2 separate regions of the Homo sapiens genome follow, and region 2 is linked to region 1. Evidence: chromatin contacts called from ENCODE Hi-C or POLR2A ChIA-PET data. All regions are on one chromosome and are shown on one strand. The core of a region is the stretch at or near the end of the contact, and the rest is flanking DNA. Distances in the headings are between cores, read along the strand shown.

Region 1 (7,855 bases), core at 4,935-7,434:
ACTCATATTCTTGAAAATGATTAAATACAAAATCTTCTCTAAAATAAGTGTCGGATTGAATGTTGTTTCTCCAAAAGCAAATGTCTCACAATATGACCCAGAATACTATTTCTCAGCCCAAGACAAAAAAAAAAGTAGTGCCTGAAGTTTTAAGATTTACAAAAGGGAATCCAGTAAATACTTAGCAAAGCATTCATTGCAGTTCACCAGAACTTTAATCTCCTGATTAAGAGACAAAAAATAAAAATAAAAACAGAGCTCTAAAACTACTAAAACCTACTAAATAATCTGAGATAAAACCATCACTTCTAAATTCCCAATCTTATAATGTTCTTTTCTATAGTTCTATTTGTCAACACAGGTCATAAACTCACTTGGTATTGCACAGGGCTTTTAATCAGGTCTTTAAGCAGCTCAGTGATTCTAAGTGCATATTTTCCAATTTATTATAGATACATCTCTTAAATTATACTTTGCTTGCCCAAACTGAAAAACATGGCATATTATACAGCTGCAAGTTCCTTCCACACAACCTATTTAAGTTCTAGTATCAGCCAAGATAATGATGTTCACTAGAAAACACTATCTATAGCAGGTTTAAATAGCTATTTTTAAAAAATATTCCTTAATCCAAGGATTAAGAGTGCCCTAAATGAAAGGTGCTGAGCTACGTGGGGTTGGTAACACAAAGGTGGAGAGCTATCCCTGTCCTCAGTCAGTTTTCAATCTACCCAGGATGACATGTATAAGAAAGATAATAACTGTATTTTAGATGACAAAATTTATCATTCACTCTAGGACACTTTTGAGACTAGGAGAGGTGCTCTTACAAATTAAGCCAGAATTTGAGAGGATCTTTTGAACACAAGAGTTTAAGGCTACAAGGAACTTTGATCATGCCACTACACTTCAGCTTGGGGACACAGCAAGGCTGTGTCTCTAAAAAATTTAATTTAATTTAAATTTAGAAAGCAAAAGAAATCAAGCAAGGATAACAGACATAAATGTCCAAGGAAAATTGGAACATATAATCACCCTAACTATGGCACACAATGCTTTGTAGTTTACTAAGTTGTTTCAAAAATCTATTTTCTTTCTGAAAACAAAGATATGAGATCAATAACACAATACTATCCCCACTTTTAGATGGGAAAACCGAGGCTCAGAGAAGCTAAAGGACTAATCTAAGGTCACATAGCTAATAAATATTAGGTTCAATGCTTGAACTTAGGTTTTCTAATTTCAAATCTAATATCTTTCCACTATAACACATTGCTGCATCAATAACTGTAACCACAAGATACACAGCTAAATTCTATAATCACAACTTGAAAGAAACATGGTTCTTCTGATTATAACATCCATATAAAGATATAGGGAGAAAACATTTACCAATTTGAAAGTATTACTATTTTGACGGTAAAATGTATTTGTGGATGAATAAGGGCAGATTAATAAAATGAAACATTTTATATGATGTAAAGATTACTTACAAAAAATAGTTAAAACAATTTTAAAATGTAAAGAGGGATGTCCTCCTCATCATTATTATTCAAATTGTCTTTTAAGTTGTAACAAATGAAGAATGGCTAAGAAGACATAAAAACATCTTTTTTGCTAATAAGATTATATACATAGAACATTCAAGAGTCTATAATAAAATAATAATAAAAAATCACTAAAAATTTTTAAAATTGATAAGATGCTAGATTTAAGATATTTTTTAAATCAGAAATTTTTCTAATTTCTGTCGATAAGGTCCTCATCCTATCAGTTCCAGGCACCTCCAGACCGCTTCTCATTCTGTATAGATCTCTGCTCCAGTTGTATAAGGTTTTTATGTTCTTGAACAGAGTATATAACATCCCACCTCTAAAGTACCTGGTTTGGAAAATTTCTCCAAATTCCAAAGCTACTATTAGAGCAATAATTTCTCTTCTACCTATGACCACTAAGATTTACTAAAATCTTTCCTTTCAGGACAAAGAGACTGTCTGAAATTCTGCACCTCATCTTTGACCACTGGCAGCAAATTTATGGCCAAATAAAAATTGCCAATTTGTCTCTGCTTCTACTCTTCAAGAATGTATAAATATTGACATTCACTCTCAGAGCATTCAATGCAGACAAGGGAAAAAATGTCCATGATAAAAAGGATGCGTATGTGTTTTTAGAACACCGTCTGGTTCATAACTGGCTTTCTAACAGCCTGGTACAGCCCATTTTATATGCCTGTTTTTCAGCTTTTATAATGGATTTCTAAAAAGATAGCAAACTCTGAGAAACAAGTTTATTTATCAATGAGATTTATATGTCACCCTTTGAAAAACTGCTGGTAACATTAAAATAATTTTCATTTCATTGTTGTGTTGAGATTTATTCCCTGACACCTTTCATCTATTTTGCCTATAACAGGCATACGTGACCAAAAGCATGGTACTCCTCAAGAATATAGAAATAAAGGAAATACCAACTTCTGCTTCTGAGAAAACGGAGTAGATGTAATTTTCCCTTTTCTTTCCCCGAAGTACAACTAAAAACTCTGGGCATTATATAAAATAAGCATTGGAAGACTCTGAAAGTAAAGAGGAGGCGGCACGCTAGCTAGGGACCTCAGCACCCAAGGACTGACGCAGTGGTGCGTTCCCTAACTTTTCTTTTCATTTCATATATCTCAGACTTGGAAGTAAAGAGGTCAGCAATCCAAGAATACCAACAGATGCAGACCAAAAACAAAACAAAAAAAAAGGCCCAAACCAAACCAAAGCCTATTCTCTCTACCTTGAAGAACAGGAAAATCTCCAAACCCATGGAAACTAAACAATGTACTTCTAGGTAATCTATGGGTCAGAAAGAAAGTCTCAAGGGAAATTTTAAAAAACACAGTTAAATTAAAATGAATTGGCCGGGCGCGGTGGCTCACGCCTGTAATCCCAGCACTTTGGGAGGCCAAGGCGGGTGGATCACGAGGTCAGGAGATCCAGACCATCCTGGCTAACACGGTGAAACCCCATCTCTACTAAAAATACAAAAAATTAGCCAGGCGTGGTCGCAGGCGCCTGTAGTCCCAGCTACTCAGGAGGCTGAGGCAGGAGAATGGCGTGAACCTGGGAGGCGGAGGTTGCAGTGAGCGGAGATGGCGCCACTGCACTCCAGCCTGGAAGACAGAGCAAGGCTCTGTCTTAAAAAAAAAAGAAAAGAAAAATTAATATACAACATATCAAAATTTGGGCAACAAAGCTAAAGCAGTAGTAAGAGGGAAATTTATAGCACTGAATGCTTACATTAGAAAAGAGGAAAAGTTTAAATTAACAATTTGAGTTTTCACCTTCAAGAACTTAGAAAAAGAGCAATAAAAATAAGAGCAAAAACCCAATTATTTGAAAAGATTAATACAATTGAGAAATCCCTAGTAAGACTGACAAAGGATAAAAAGAGAGAAGACAAAAATTACTAATATTAGAAATGAAATGGGTATCACTACAGATTTGCAGACATCAAAAAAATAAGGAAATATTAAAAACAGCTCTATATACACAAATATGAAAACAAATGAAATAGACAAATTCCTCAAAAAGTATAAATTGTCATAATTAACCCAATAAGAAACAGATATTTTTGAATAGCCTTATAATTATTAGATAAATAAAGCTGATAATTTTAACACTCTCGAAAAAGAAATTGCCAGACCTAGACGGTTTCACTGTAAATACTACCACATTATTAAAGAAGAATGAACACAAATTCTATACAATCTCTTCTAGAATACTGAACAAGAGAAATACTTCCAAGTTCATTTTACTAATCCAGTAAAACCAGACAGGGATAATACCAAACAAACAATTAAAGGACTCATATTCATCATGAATATACACAAAAATTCTTAACAAAATAGAAGGAAATAAAATTCAGCAAATATTTTAAAAATTACACACCATGATCAAGTAGAGTTTATTCCAGTGATTCAATGCTGGCTTCATATTCAAAAACCCAGCAATGTAATCCACTCTACTAACAGGTTTAAAACAATTCCTATACAAATCCTATCAAGATTTCTTATAGATACAGACAAGATTATTCTAAAATTCATATGAAAGTCAAGGAACTAGAATAGCTAAAGTATTTTGAAAAAGATGAATAAAGTGGGAAGAATTAAAGTATATCCAATTTCAAGATTTACTCTATAGCTACAGTGACTAAGGCTGTGTTGTATTGGCATAGACAAATAGGTCAATAAAACAGAGTAGAGCACCCAGAAATTGTCAAAACACCAATATGCTGGGTTTTGACAAAGAAGCAAAATTCAATGAAAGTAAGCCTTTTCAATAAATGATACTAGAACAAATGGATATCTGTAGACCAAAAAGTGAACATCAACCTAAACCTTATACAAAAAATTCAAAATGAATAATGGACTAAATATAAAATGTAAGAATAGGTTTGGAGAGTCAAAACTGAAAAATAAATCAGATAGAACCAGTATTAAATGAGCAGGCAGCTATTCATTCCCTAAGAGAAGGCAATTGGTAAAAGGTTCTGGTACAGAGTCTCCAAATATGCATTTGATTTTTGAATATCCCATAAATATGTTTTGACAACTTTATGCCAACTTTCAAACCCTGAATTGGCACTGGCTACCAGGCAACAAATCAGTTGCTGTAAGGTCACTATCCTTATACTACGCTGTTTGTGCAACTAATTAAATTTTTACTGCATTTTGCCTCATTACTTCACAAAATTGGTGAAACACTGAAAAATCCAAATCTAATGGCTGTCACTAGTGACAGGGAGTATGTCATATCAATCCAAATGGATTTGAAGGAAAGATGCAAATTACTGAATGTATCCAAAATAGCAAATTCTTAGCTTCAATGAGATATTTGTTCGATTTAAGCCATCAAGTCTATGTCAATTAGAAAAGGACACAATTAAATATTACAGCATAAACATTAGAAACATATTGTTGAAGACAGTCCCTACAAGTGAGGAGTAATTAGAAATGTTATAATTATTTTTAGTTCTATGGAAAAGGAACTCACGTTAGAACAAATAAATACTGTCCAACTTTTGCACATTTGACCCTGGAACACATAGAGGGATGATCTCTTTGTTGACACGTCTTGATGGATTAGCCTGAAAACAAAAGTTCACAGTAGGGAACAAAATGATTCTTCAATAATTCTCTGCATGAAGATTTCAAAACCCAGGTAAAAAATACACTGGCCAAAAGTGACTACCAACCAAGACAGAGAGTCTCATCATCCAAGACATCATCAGAAACCCAACATGAACAATGAGGAAATCCTTAGCCTTAATGAAGTAACTTTAAAATATGTAAGTTATATATATATATATAAAACATATTTTTTTCCACAGAAGAAAACCCTTAAATAGAGCTACCCTGAAACTTACTGGTAAAAGTAAACAAGAAAGGCTTATTGTACTGAAAAGAGATATATGAGAAAGAAAAACCGTTCCTAAATTTCATTTCTTCAGGGCAGGGGTGGAAATGAATTTAAAATACCTTGACAAAGGGAGTAGGGAGCAGGTCTAGAGGTGAAAAATACTCCAAAGAAACATCACCACAACCAGTAAATGGTTGCACATGGGGCTAGATTAAAAAGACAAGTCAAAGAACTAAAAGCCTAAGATAGTGAAGAGACAGATGAATTAAAATGGAATGTATTAAATGCACTGTTCACTTCCCATGTGCCAGGTATCATGCGAAGATGAGTGGTTTAGACATGTTGAGTTTAAGGAAATAATAGGCATTCAAATGGTGAATTTAAGTAATGATGAGAGAAGTCCAGGAAAGACATAAGCCTCTAAGAGTTATTTATATAGATATAATCATTAAATACATAAAAGAAGTAGAAAGTGAGAGAGAGAGAAAGGATTGAGAACCTGGATTTTAGAAAACATTCCTATTTCAAGAAAAGAAGAAGCAGAAAGCTAAGGATGATGAAGTTGTAGCTTCAATCTTCACTGCAGGCCCCTGAACTATTGTATACAGTAATTGTCCTTATCCATTGTTTTGCTTTCTGTGGTTTCAGTTACCCATGGTCAACCATGGTCCAAAAATATTAAACAGATAATTCCAGAAATAAATAATTTAGAAGTTTTAAATTGCATGCTGTTTTGAGTAGCATGATGAAATCTCATGCCGTCCCACTCCATCCCACCCAGGATGTGACTCATCCATTTGTCCAGCATATATATGCTACGTTTATGCTACCCACCCTTAGTCATTTAATAGCCATCTCATTTATCAAATCAACTGTCAAGGTATCACAACGCTTGTGTTCAAGTAACCTTTATTTTACTTAATAATGGCCCCAAAGTGCAAGAGTAGTGATGCTGGTATATTGTTATAGTTGTTCTGTCTTATTATTAGTTATTGTTAATCTTTTTCTGTGCCTAACATATGAATTAAACTTAATCATAGGTACATATAGGAAAAAACATGGTATATATAGGATTCAGTACTCTCTGCAGTTTCAGACATCTGCTGGGGGTCTTGGAATGCATCCCCCTCAAAGGGAGACTAGTGAACTGCCAAAACATTATGAATTGACAAAACTGTAAGAATATTCTATGCTTGATACATTGGAAAAGAAGCAGACTAAGGGAATAAGTAGGCAGCCTAGGAAAAGGTCATGAAAAACCTCCAAGAATTTGAGATCTTGGCAAAAGCATAAAAACCTGCTAGGGGAAACACACTGAGTAGGAGAAACAATATGATGTTTAAAGGTATCCATCCACAAAAAGATAATGTATTCTGACTGCGTAAGACAATATTTTTTTTTTAATCTCAGAAAAGAGAGAAGAGACCGTGTCTCAAATAAGACAATAAACAGCCCTAACACTTATTTGCTCAAGCAACAATAATAATAATAACAATACTTAGCCTTCAAACTGTAGTCCAGAGGGGCAAATAAGTTATAAATTCAGTGGAAAATGATTCAAGAAAAATTTACCCATTCTGCCCATGTTATGCATAAGCAAGATAATAAATATACATCCTACTCTTACTACTACTATTTATATACACATACATGCAAACTGGAAACAATCATTGCACAGATGAAGAACTCAGTTATGAGGAAAAAAAGGAAAGAAAAATATAAGGCAAATAAAAAAGATTTTTCCCAAAATATTTTTCACACTAAATATGTAATAAAACAAGAACTCAAAAATAAGATGGTAAGAAAATATAACAACCAATCTGGGAAACAAAGTGAGACTCTCTCTCTCTACAATTTTTTTTTACTTGCCAGATGTGGTGGCACACAGCTATAGTCCCAGCTATTTGAGAGGCTGAGGTGGGACGATTGCTTGAGCCCAGGCTGCAATGAGCTATGATCATGCCACTGCACTCCAGTCTGGGTGTCAGAGCAAGAGTCTGTCTCAAAGAAAGAAAAAAAAAGTGGGGGTGGGTGTGGGGGGAAATACAATAAGATTCAAAAGAAAAAGGAAGAATCCAGAACTTAAAAAAAAAAAAACACCACTATCAACCACTGTGAATCTAACATTATTAGGTAACTGATACCTTTAAAAAAGCAAGGAATAGAATAGACTTAGCTAGAAGTCTAATTAGTGATACAGAAGGAAGACAGATTTTATGATAATCATGTGAAACATTTTTCTCACTTGGCTCCTAGGATTCTACTCTCTCATGGTTCTCTTTCACCTTCCACCCTCACTGGACACTCCTTCTCAGTCTTCCTTGCTGTTTCCTCTTCATCTCTCCACCTCTAAACATTAGAGTGTTTCATATATCAGACTTCAGATGGCTTTGATTCTCTATTCCTACTTCTTTGGTGATCTCATCCAGTCTCACTGTTTTAAATTCCAT
Region 2 (7,432 bases), core at 1,413-3,912, 42 kb after region 1:
GCATTTTTAAAATATTTAAATGGAGATTTTTTAAATCCTAGGACAAAAGGCCAAGTGTCCAGAGATAAAATCTTGAAAAGTTTGACTATTTGAAGAATTGCATAAAGCCAAAAGCCTGAATTGGAATCCTGATTGCGATCCTTCCTGGATGTGTAAATTTGGGCTAGCTATATAATCACTCAGAGCCTCTGGTGTTTGTTCTTATTGTTGTTTGTTTTATTTTTATTTTTTGGTTGTTTTGGTTTTGGTTTTTAGTTGTGAAGTAGAGATCATAATGTATATCAAGAGCATGAAACATATGCAAGAAAGTTCATGCCATTAATTATTAACTCTCTCTTGAAGTAGGTTATGGGTCTTTGTGAGAAGACAAAAAGCAGAGACAGAGAGTGAGCAAGAGCTCCACATTTATTGTGGACCATGAGTTCTGAAGACAGTCCAGAAAGTGACCATTGTCGAGCTTTTCTGACTGCTGGGTGGGAAATGAATCCATTGGAAAACTCAAGGTTCTAATAATAGTAGTAGCTAATATGCTAGACACAACAATCTAATTGAGGTGGTTCTATCATTATCTATTAGGATTCTTATTCTACTTCTGCATAAATCAAAGGTCAGATAAATTAAGGAGTTTTCTCAGGTTATAGGCATCAAATGGATGTGTAATAAAACCAAAAGCAAGCTCAAGAGCTGGCAGCAATGGTCATAGAGTGGGTTCTGTCCATAAGGGGTCCTAGATGAAATGAAACATTAGAATCATTCTCATGAGAGACTAAACTATCAAATATGCCTTTATTCTGTTTCAAACATACATATTAATGGGAGAGAATAAAAAATTCAGAATATTAAAAGATAATTTGAAATAAATAGGAAAGATTGAATTATAAAATAAATATAATTGGGACAATAACCCTCCATTTGGGAAAGAGGAAATCCTATCACACACCATAACACACAAAAAATAAACTACAGAGGAAGTAGCTTTTATTGTTATTGTTGTTGTCATTGTTAGAGACAGAGTCTTGCTCTGTTGCCCAGGCTCAAGTGCAGTGGCACAATCATGCTCACTGCAACTTTGAACTGCTGGGTTCAAGAAATCCTTCCACTTCATCCTCCTGAGTAGCTATGACTCAGGCTACTCAGGCACGCACTATCACATCTGGCTAATTTTTTAAATTTTTGTAGAGATAAGTCTCTCTTTGTTGACCAGGCTGCTCTCAAACTCCTGGGTTCAAGCAATCCTCCTACCTGGGATTCCCAAAGTGCTGGCATTATATGCATGAACCACCATACCTGTCCCCAAAATAAAATTTTATGTATAAAAATCCAATAGCGTATTTTAAAAATTAGAATATTTTTATCTTGAGGCTGTTCTTTCTAAGCATGACTAAAAAGCCAAAAATCATACAGGAAAATATTAAAAGTTTTGACATGTAAAATTATAACTTCTGTTCAAAAAATACACCATAAACAAAGTCAAAAGATATAAAAATTTTGAGCAAAACATTTGCAGCATATCTTTAATAAAGTACAAATTGTTGATTTAAAAAGATGAAGATTGTTTTTAAAAAATCAGAAGACATACAGACAATTCATAAAATAAATGAAAATGGACAGTAATTAAAAGATGATTGATCTCATTGATGAGCAAAAGATAACAATTAAAACAACAATCTGATACTTTTCACCTATCTGTCAAAAATTATTATGATTATTAATGCCCAGTGCTGGGGAAGTTGGGACTCATTTCATTGACAATGAGGGAATACACAGGTAGAAGTTCTCTGGAAAGGAATCTAGCAATCTACAACAATATCAAAATATATGTGCCTTCAAACTAGTAATTTTACTGCTAGGGATGTTTCTAAGGAACTAATCTAACAAGCATTCAATAAGTTGTGTAGAAAGGCATTTATGGAAAAATTAGTTAAAATGGTGACATCTTTCAAACAACATAAGTGTCCCTCAGTTTGTTGATCAAATTATGGTATTTCCATACTATGATATGTTATTCATTTGTTTAGAAAAGTAAAGTAGATTAATATTTAGAAAGCTGTTCTTGGCATAGTGTTGCTTGATTAAAGCAGGCTAGGGGATAATTATTTATAGCATAATACAATTTATGTAATCAAATACATATTTTTAAGTCTGGAAAGGTGTAACCAAAGAAAGAAAAGAAAATAGTTTGGAAAAATATTAACCAAGGTTAACATGGTTGTCTATGAATAGTTGAATCATAAATATTATTTTCTTCCTTTTGTTTCAATATTTCCTGATTTTTCTTTAATAAACATGTTTTGTCTTTGTAATAATTAAACTTCTTACAACCAAATAATTTATATTAAAATATTCATCTTTAATAGGCTCATAAACATTAATTAAAGAAAACCAATCTGTTTTTACAGAGAAATACTGTTTTTCTCTTTTTGCAGCTGCACTAAAATAGACTAGTCTTCCTAGTATTATTTTTTTCACATTTAAGATAATTGATTCATTGCTTCTAAAATCTAAAATCAAGGGGTATAGCTAATACTTGCTCTAACCCTTATAATTTTAGCCTTTCCAAAGTAAAATTGTAAATGTCTGCTGGTCAATTTGTTTTTAAACTAAAATGGGTGATGTAATATTAGTATCCAACACACACTGTTGATTGGCTGACTCATTTTCTAACAATGTGTAGAAAAATGCCATGGTGCCTACCAACACACTAAAATACGATGACAGATTAATTATTTAGAGGGTGAATCATAGTTACAGAAAAAAATAAACAACGGAAAATAAAGGATTCTGAAATTAATCACATCAAGGATTCTGTGTAAATGTGGAAGACAGGTTCTTCTATTCGTAGATGATAGTTGGCTACTTCTGGAATTAATTTTTAAAGTCTCCGATCATGTTCTGAAAGCATTCAGTCTCAAAACAAGTATGTTATTTCAGTCTCCACACTCATTGAGTCTTTCTCCAGAAAAGCTGCCAAACCCAGCACCAGCTGGCCTCTTGGGAACAAGACTAAGCTAACAGCAGATACTTCTTTTTGAACTGTTAATAGATATTAAAAGGATAGAGTTGAACTAATCTAAATCTATTAAGTTGGAAACAAAGGTTGCCTTCAAAGGCATTTGAATTCTATGGTCAAAATTTAAAACATTTCCATTTTCTTCCCTATAAGTGCTTATCTTTTTTTTATTTTTTTATTTTTTTAATTTATATTTTTATTTTTTTGAGACAAAGTCTCACTCTGTCACCAGGCCATAGTGCAGTTGCAGTGTGGTCTTGGCTCATTGCAACCTCCGCCTCCCGGGTTCAAGCGATTCTCCTGCCTCAGCCTCCCAAGAAGCTGGGACTACAGGCGGGCATCACCACGCCCAGCTAATTGGGCTTACCTCTTTTAAGTGCTCTGGTTTTTCTTAAATATTGGTTGTAAATAAGTGCCTATCAATTCTACTGCTCTCTTTTGCCTGGCTCTTTCCTGTGTTGTCAAAGTGGTCCTTGGAAGCATTAGTGAAAACTGAATAAAACTAGGCATAGCAGGGCGTGGTGGCGGGCGCGTGTAGTCCCAGCTACTCGGAGAGGCTGAGGCAGGAGAATGGCGTGAACCCGGGAGACGGAGCTTGCAGTGAGCCAAGATCGTGCCACTGCACTCCAGCCTGGGTGACAGAGCGAGACTCCGTCTCAAAAAAAAAAAAACTAGGCATAGCAGCATGTTACACAAGCCGCGTTTTCTTACCTCCCTTCCTGGACCCCATCCACAATATCAATGAAATTTACAGAGATTCAAGTTAATAGGGAGAAAAAAGTAAAAGGACATGATTGCTAGATTGCTAATGAGAGTATAAATTGGTCCAACTGCTCTGCAGGGCAATATAAAGCAACGCTTTTTAAAATCTTCATGCCCTTATACCCAGTAATTCCACATAACTATTTATAGACAAATAAGTCCAGCACAGCATTATTTGATTCACAATAGATTCATTCACTTGCCAGATTTTTTTTCTAACTTTAATCAGCTAGTACTCTAATACAGAATACACTCACACATCCAGAAACAACGTTAGAGCCGCAGTAGACATGAGCAATCTTTGTGCCCAGTTATTTCCAGTGATTTTCAAACAGGTTCCTAAGGATTACTTTTAAATTTTGGAGAGTATTTGATGGTCCTAGTGGGTGGGCCAGGGATGCCACATGCCTGCAATGCCTGAATTATTTCCATATAACAAAGAATTCCCCTGCCGAAAGTACCAGCAGTAGAACTGGTGCTTTACCCAGGTCCTCTCTTCAAGGCTGCCCATTCCCAGTTTCAGGGAATATTGCTCATTTCTGAATCATAGCTGTGTCTTTCATCAGGCATTGCTGCAGAGACCTGCCTTGCCCACGGTTATTATTCCCCCTCCCAGGTGGTACCCATGGGTGATGTCTGCTGATACAGGAAACAATGGCTGACTCCTTTGCTTCAACTTGGGACAATTCCACAGGGCCTTCCTATTCCTATAGCTCCTTGTATGATTGACTGAGTGCCTCAATTGGTATCCTATTGCAGGTTAGCTTCCCCCTCTGCCCAATCCTGCCTTCTCAACTTCATTATAAAAGTATCTCTTATGAACACACACCAGTAAAACTTCTGCATTCAACTCTCCCTCTCAGTTTGTTTCCATGGAACCCAATTTATGACAATCTTCACTGAGATACACTGCTTTAGTCCATCCCCTTACATTCTAGATGTGTCAAGAAGGCGCTAGAGAGAGTAAAGATCATGTCTAAAGTACAGAGGTAGCTAGTTAAGCACTCTTTGCACATACTACACATTAGAAACTGCGAGAAGTTTAATAGGGAAAGAACCAAGAAGGAAAGAAAAAAATGTTAAAATATGTATTGTAGGAAAGTATACTACCTAAGGAGAAGAAGAATGAGAATGACAAAAAGCATTAAGACATGACTGTATGGAGAAATGTTAAATAATGATAAAACTTGAGAAGCAATAGTACTAGTTCACTACAATAAGATAAATCAAAAGAAGACTGCCCAAATATCTCAGTTTGGGGAAGACTGTTTACTGGATTCTTTAACTACTATCAGTCTGCCTAAACTATTCATAATTAGTGTTCATCATGGTGATGAAGCCAAAAGATAATAGATATTTTCTTCTTAAAAGCAAACAGCTGGTAGGACATAGAGACCATCCACTCAAATGAGAGTGAATAAGCTCGAAAGTAAAATAAATCCCTTTCATCTACAACCATTATTCCTCTGTCCTCAGAAAAGGTAGCTAATTCTAAACACTCATTGTCCACTAAAGTCTTTCTTATCCTCAGTGTTCTCTTCCTAGTCATTTGTCAATCTTGGAAGACATGTCTCTTCTATGGCCCATTACTCCACTCTTATTTTAACACAGTTCTTCAATACAGTATGATGATATTTTTACCCTGCAACTTTTATACTTACAATACCTCTGTTCTGTATCAAGTGCAGAAATTTCCTCTATTTTCAAGAATAGTGTAGAAAGAACTGCAATACTGCTGAGAGTTCCAATTGTGACCTAACAAGCACCTCTCCAAAAAAGAAAAGAAAAATGCAGGTTTTGAAAATTTTTTTAATGTAACCTCACACTTAGAATGCAGAACTAGTTTGTAAAATTAGTAAGACTTTTTATTTTTACATAAAAAGAAAACTGACTTTACCACACTGGCTTTCTTAATTTTCTCAGAATCAAAACTAGTATTTTTAAAAACAGGAAATAAAGTACACTAAATGAATGGAATTATTACCAAAGCCAGTATAGCCAAGATAATCTCCCCCAAAACCTCATTTGAAAAGAATTTGATAACTTAATGTAAAAATTCAAAGAAATCCTTGGAGTTTAACTAAGCATCTCAAAACATTGTATCAAATACCTAACATTTATTTTTAAGTAATTTGAATAGTACTTTTACCTTGTACATGTCCAAAAACAATCCTGAAAAAAATATTATTCTAACTTACAATTCAAATGTCCTGCCTTTCAAAGTCTAAGAGATGACATGGATAAAATACTAGGTTCTTGTTTATTCATTCATGATATGAAAAGAATCTTGTCCAACAGCTTCAGGGAAAAGTACTAAGTAGAATTTACGTTAATAATTTTCTCATTGATTGTTATCTACGTGAACTACAGTAGGAGGGAGTCAAACTTTAGGATTTAACTCTTTAAAAGTTGAATAATGACAGGAGTTATCATTGCCAGATTCCACTCAGTTATGTAAACTCTATGATTTTACATCAAAGAGCACCATAGTACTATTTTAGTCATCCTCTGATTCATTGGCCTCGCTTTTTTCATATTACATAGAACAATCATATGTTTAATTAAATTTAGAAAAAGTAATAAGCATTCCACATTTTGGGGTGGCAATATGGACCTCCTCCTGTGTTAAACATGTCCCAGTTTATGGCTAAGTTGACAATTCAAAGGCTAAACTAGAAAAGTCAGGACAGCTTGACTTTGTTGGGTTCCCAATTGTACAGCTTGCAATCCTTCTATTTCACTGAGGTAGCGGGGCACCATAACAGGAACAGATTGTTCCATCAGCAGAACAAAAATTGAACCAGCAGCAGTCTTCTCTAAAACTGAGACTGTTTTCCAAATGTGCATGCTCTAGTTAGGGCTAAGGTTATTTATTCAAATGCTAATAGCAGTTAATGTAGTCATTAGCTTTCTAAGTGGAATTTAAAGACTATTTCTTTTCTCTCTTGCCTAGAAGATCTGGTCATATGCCTAGATATTTTCCTGGCTATTAGATTCTGAACCAAATACCCCTTTTGTATGAAATTGTGATTGATCCCTCTGTTTAATTTGGCATCATTCCACAAACATTCACACATTTAGAAAATAGTATTGCCTCAGTTTCTTTATAATTATGATTTAGTTCTGCTCTCCTAGGTCACTTTTAAGATCAAGGTAGCAAAAGACTAGAAACCCTTGGATAGTAGAAATAACTTTCTGGTAGATAGTCTTTATTAAATCTGTTCAATTTACATCCCTGGCTTTCCATTGTCTTTGTGATGAAATCAAAACTACTTAATTTGGCTTACAAGTCCTGTACCATCTGCCTTCTGTTTACTCTTTCAAGGCCCCATTTCCCCCCTTGAACTCTAGCCTCAGCTTCAGTAAAACTCCTCCCCATTCTGCAAGGTACCAAACTCTTTGTTGTACTGGAGCCTGCACACATCCCTCTCTCTGCCTGAACACTCTTGCTGGAAGTAGTATGATCCCTTTTGCCTGCCTACCTATTTCTCATTCTCATCTCATCTCTATCTCTCTCTCTCTGATTCTAATACACATACACACAGTATTCGTTAATGTCTGATAGAATTAGAGTTGCCATCAAAAGACATCTGTCTCAAAACATTTCTCTTACTAGGGCATTCTTGTGAAGATGCAAATATAAATTTTAAGAGAATTGGA

The links. Hi-C counts contacts between places; a loop is a spot of excess contacts on that map. ChIA-PET counts read pairs that join two places held with the same protein, here RNA polymerase II (POLR2A). Pooled maps may share reads with other maps.
Region 2: a map of mammary epithelial cell shows a loop between it and region 1 (2.5-fold over the local background). The contact joins two enhancer-like sites. A Hi-C loop is called at or near these places in 3 of 168 maps with a recorded cell type or tissue (MCF 10A, PC-3 and mammary epithelial cell) and 1 of 50 pooled maps. POLR2A ChIA-PET finds 5 or more read pairs at or near these places in 3 of 52 experiments (H1, PC-9 and WTC11).

The regions. Positions count from the first base shown.
Region 1 is chr4:149,775,192-149,783,046 of GRCh38, forward strand. All of the region lies in intron 2 of IQCM (IQ motif containing M), which reads right to left. Among named protein-coding and RNA genes, the nearest start is that of IQCM, 37 kb to the right of the region's middle. Within about 2 kb of position 6,185, at least 2 of the 41 ENCODE cell types and tissues checked have a DNase peak (open chromatin) inside an H3K27ac peak, as active enhancers do; they include mammary epithelial cell, where a contact is called at or near this core.
Region 2 is chr4:149,821,194-149,828,625 of GRCh38, forward strand. No RefSeq gene overlaps it. Among named protein-coding and RNA genes, the nearest start is that of IQCM, 9.1 kb to the left of the region's middle. Within about 2 kb of position 2,663, at least 2 of the 41 ENCODE cell types and tissues checked have a DNase peak (open chromatin) inside an H3K27ac peak, as active enhancers do; they include mammary epithelial cell, where a contact is called at or near this core.